2 separate regions of the Mus musculus genome follow, and region 2 is linked to region 1. The links are chromatin loops, found by intact Hi-C in ENCODE. Cell type or tissue: heart. All regions are shown on one strand.

What was found. A loop is a pair of places that touch in the nucleus more often than their neighbours do. Peaks named below come from ENCODE experiments on the same cell type or tissue, not always from the same donor. Only the 100,000 strongest peaks of a DNase experiment are listed, where the experiment ranks them.
Region 2: a loop joins it to region 1, with 7 times the contacts of the local background. A loop is called at or near these places in 4 of 42 quality-filtered maps.

What each region holds. Positions count from the first base shown.
Region 1 is chr13:90,928,967-90,931,466 of GRCm38, reverse strand. Gm46434 (a long non-coding RNA gene) reads left to right here. Exons shown (of 2, transcript XR_001781017.1): 1 at 1-440; 2 at 646-1,557. Among named protein-coding and RNA genes, the nearest start is that of Gm46434, 1.5 kb to the left of the region's middle. In heart, a CTCF peak has its summit at 1,436 (motif pointing left); no DNase peak of the experiment used is centred here.
Region 2 is chr13:91,089,727-91,092,226 of GRCm38, reverse strand. All of the region lies in intron 3 of Atg10 (autophagy related 10), which reads left to right. Among named protein-coding and RNA genes, the nearest start is that of Atg10, 130 kb to the left of the region's middle. In heart, no CTCF peak of the experiment used is centred here; no DNase peak of the experiment used is centred here.

The sequences.
Region 1 (2,500 bases):
GATTTCTAACTTCAAGGAGCAGAGATCTAAAAGTGAACGGGCACATTAGTTCTTTCCACTTCAAAGACTATGTCATGGCTTGGGTACTCTGTTGGCCAGTGAGTTAATGTCACTTTCGCAGGAGGACTTCGGCTGTAGTTAAATATTCTTATGCCCATAGCCTTGGCTATTCTCATGGACACTAGTCTGAAACTGCCCCTCTGGGTTTGAGGGTTTGGTTTTCTGTTTTGTTTTCTCTCATTTATTACATCTTGACCACAGTTTCCCCTTCCCCCAGTGCCCTCCCACACACCTCTTCTCTCTGAGATTCACTCCCTCCACCCTCTGCCTCCCCTCAGAAAAGAGCAGACTTCAACCAAACGTGGCCTAACAAGCTACAAGGAGACCAAGCACATCAAAGTTGGACAAGACAACCCTGTAGGAAGAAAGGGGCCCTAGAGGTAGGGACAGCCCCAGCTCTCACTCTTAGGATTCCCGCAGGAACATCAAGCTACTCTGCCATAGCATATATGCAGAGGACCTTTGACAGACCGGGCTCCCTGAGCTTTGTGAGCACCCATCAGTCCTAATCAGCTGAATCTGTGGGCTGTGTTCTCTTGGTGTCCCTGACCTCTCTGGCTCCTCCAATCTTTTCCTTCTCCACAGGACTCCTTGTGCTCAGCCTAATGTTTGAGTCTGGGACTCTGCATCTGCCATCAGTTGCTGGATGAAGTCCCTCTGGTCTCTTCGATGATGAATTCGCTAGGCTCCAGAGTCCTAGAACTCTCTCTAGGCAGAATAAACTGTAGGTCAGAGGTTGTATGGCTGGACTGGTTTCCCTGTCCCTCCTCTTGAGGTCGTGCCTGGTTACAGAAGAGTGCTGGTTCCGGCCCCGTGTCCTTCATTACTTGGAGTCTTGGTAGGGTTACTCTGGTAAATTCCATGGAGCTTTTATTGCACTGGGTTTCCACCTCTCCCTAAAATGTCCCCCAGTATTTTCTCCCCTTCATCTCTCCTGTTTCCAACCCCTCCCACACCCAGTCATCCTGTGAAATCTGTTCTATTTCCCCTTCCCAGGGAAATCCTTTCGTTCCTTTCCGACCCCCTTGAATCCTCCTTGTTACTTAGCCTCTCGGGGTCTGTGGACTGTAACATGATTTTATTTTACTTTACATCTAACTTTTTGTTTTTAATACAGGGTCTCACACTGTAGCTCAAGGAGGCCTCAAAATTATGTGTAACCTAGGCTGACCTCAAAACCGTGGTAATTCTCCTGCCTCAGCCTCCAGAGTGCTTGGATTACATGTGTAAGATAACATGCTCATGTTCTGCCTCAGGATTTTATAGGGTGTATCAATAAATGGTTTTGCTTTTTAGTCCTCAGTTTGGTCGTGATCTTTAAAACAGTATCACAGGCCTTGCTTTTCCTTTGATGTTGTCAGCAGCGACATCTAGTGGTCTTGTTGCCCGTGCCTTCAGAGTTAGTCCTCTTTTTGTAAAGTATTAAAACTGAGCCCAACCCCACATGTGTTCTGTGTTCAAATCAATCGATATGATAATAAACCTTTAGCTCTGTGACACTTTCTTGGATTTCTTTAAAAGTGTTATATGTCCTGAAGCCATTCCTAGTTACAAAGAAGAATGCTAGCAAAGGCAGCGAGACGTGTTAACAGGAAACCACCGTTAAACAGATCTGTAGTGTTTGGTGAAGCACACTCAATGAGTATCTGTTGCAGACTTGAATTTCATCGGTAATTACAGAGCCAGAGGATGTAGGCTTATAGAATGGAGAGAAATTTGTTCAGAGGCTGAAGGACGATAACATTAAAAAAGTAGCCATTAGGACACAGTCAGTGAGTTTTTAATCTACAAAGGTGAGGCTACCAGTGCCTATAATCCCAGCACTTAAGAGGCTGAGGCAGAAGGATTGCCATGAGTCCAAGGGCACACTGGGCTACATAATGACTGCCAAGCCAGGTAGGCCCAGCTATCAAAACTCTACCTCAAGCAAAGAACATAAATAAATGTACTACCGGCAGTTGTCACTTGACTGTCCCCAGGTCTTTATTTTACTGATGGTCCACATACTCTGCAGCTATACAGATGTTCTTGTACGGCTAGTGTTGTGGCTACCCAGTCAGAATGTATGGAAAATTCTAAATTATGGAACTTTTAAAGCATACAAATGGAGACTGGTGTGATCCCTCCCATACCTAAAAGCCAGAATGAGCACACCTAGATGGTGGTGTGTGTGCTTCATCTAGTTCTTCACTTGTTCCAGGTCCTTAACGCAAATTATAAACATTGTGGCATTTCTTTCTATGGATACAGACATTTTTCTTTGACCTTGTCCATTGATTATTAAATTTTTTTTTGCTCCATTTTCAATCGTTGAACATTGCAATCCCTAAACTTTGGAGTTTTGACCTCTTCCTTTATCCCTGATGGTGGGCTTCAAACCCATGTTGGATTGTAAATTTACCAGAGTCTTTGGGCCAAAGGCTGTAATCAAGCCAGCAAA
Region 2 (2,500 bases), 160 kb before region 1:
CGGCTCCTAAGGCTTTGAGTTGAAGCTGATAATTTCTCATTGTGCTTTCTGATTTTGTATCATATTGCATCAGTGTATGTGGGAAGGATGGGGTATGCATTGTAGACATTATGGAAATATGAAAGTATGTGAGCACAAGGCAGAGGGAAGGGATGAAGGCAACTGCCAGGTTTGTAGACTATGTGATTAGGAAGCAGAATGATGTCATTGCCCCCACAGGAAATCCTGTAGGTCAGGTTGTCAAGTCAGTGACAAGCCAGGAGACAGAAGATGACTCTATTTTGGCCTGTCACATTTGAGATGTTGGAGGGCATCGTCTCTAGATGTCTAGCACATACTTCATAGTTTATGTTTGGAGCGCCAAAGAGAAGTCAGGGCTAGAGCTTCTGGATGGCTGAGATAATTCAGGGAACAAGTGTAGACTGGTAATTGAAGTGAGAAATAGACTTTGGGGGATGTCTGTATGTAGGAGCTAAGGAAAGGAAGCAGGGAGATGCTGCACAGAGAATGAGGAGTGAGAGCAGCCAGATGTCCCACTCACCATTCAACAGCTATGTGCATCACTGCTGTGTGCAGGTCTCTGAAGCCTCTGCCCAGAGTGTAAAAGAAGGTGACTCAGCACACCCAGGTGTTTGTGATGTTTGTGGGGACCACCAAGGGGAAACCCCTGAGCTTGTTTACCTTAGAGCTCAGACTTCTTAGTCACAGAACTCTAGTTCCATGCTGAAGTGCAAAGCCGACTTCCAGTTCACTCTTCCGTGAGAGGTCAGAGAACACAGAGAAAGAACACCTGCCCACTGGCTGGAAGCCGGGTGAATTCCCAGAGATGCATACAGCACCCTGGAACTTTGCCCATTTGTCTTTATTTATTCTACTTTGAATTTCTCTATGGGATAAAACGCTGTTATTTTGTATAATGGTATAAAGTCACTGGAAATTTCAAAGAAGAAATTGGGATGCCACCCTTGAATATAAACCACAGAATAACAATAAATACAAATTTTCTTCTCTTGAAATTTGGGAAGTGGAAATTCAGTCTGTGGAACCTTGTTTTCCTGCTGCTGCCATTTCATAGCTGATAGGAAAGGTATCAATGGACAAAGGATTGGCTTTGCCTTACAGTTCAAGAGGGATTCCTGTTGTAGCTGTGAGGGGAAGACAGGGCCTCAGGAAGCTAAGGCTGAGGTCACACTGCTTCTGCCTCAGGCAGCACAGGGTAGCAGGAAGTGGGGCTTAGGTACAGAACTTCAGGGTGCACCCCAATCTGGGGAGCAAGTGTTCCAGCATGAGCCTATGGGGGACACCTCATGGTTAAACCATAGTTTTACCTCCTACCTGTCTTTCCTTTCTATCCATCTTGTTATACTGTGCCCATTGTTTTAAATAGAATTCAACGTTACTAAAAAAACAAAAACAAAAAACCCAGTGTTATTTAAAAGAAATCTGGAATTTTCAAATACATGTTTCTTGGTAGAAAAAAAGTACGGTGTGTAAAAGATATTGTTATCATATATATATATATATGTGTGTGTGTGTGTGTGTGTGAGTATATATATACAAGCTATATGATACTGGGTTTATTGTGATTTTTAAAAAAACATGTATATAATGTTTTTCAGTCATCTTCCCCACCTCCCCTTTGCCCTCTCATTTCCTACTCATCTCTGCTAATGTCCTTTCTCTTCCCCTATTTGTGACAGATCTTTCATTTAAAGTTGTGGAGAGAGAGAGAGGCTGGTGAGATGGTTCTGTGTAGCTGCTGTCTTAGCTAGGGTTTGCAGTGCTGTGATAGAGCGCCATGGCCAATGGCAATTTTAGAAGGAAAGGGTTTATTTCTTTTAAGTTTCCTGGTAACATTCCATCACTGAGGAAAATCAGGGCAGGAACTTAAGCAGATTCTGAATCTGGAGGCAAGAACTGAAGCCGAGGCTGTGGAGGGATGCTGCTCATGGCTTGCTCCTCATGGCTTGCTCAGCTTGCCCTTTTGTAGCATCCAGGACCCCCCCTCCCCCAACCTACGGATGGTTCAGCTCCACTGAGCTTGGCCCTTCCACATCAGTTACCAATCAAGAAAGGTACTGCAGGGCTGTGGGTGTAGGGGAAAAGGAGTGAGGGAGAGAGCCCACATCCAGCCAGAGTTCCTGTGCTCTGGGCAGGTGGATGCAGGAGGACTGCTGGACGCTTTCCATGTGCCCTGGGTGGGCATCTGGCTTTGTGAAGCTGCTGGGGGTTGGGGAGTGGACAAGGGGCAGCTCCCAGTACCAGGTTCTCAGACTCTGGCATCCCACGCTGGATATGGCAGAGGAGCTGAGAACAGAATAGGGGACCCAGGGGGGCATTGGGTGGTTCCCATGCAGGTGAGTGTCTTTAGTTCGGGCCTTGATGAACAGAGACAGTCTATAGTTTTAGAGCTTTATTATAGAAAGGCAGGGGGGAAGAGAAATGGTATAAAGAGAGAGAGACCGGCCATGGCCAAGAGGAGAGAAGGGGGAAGGGAAAG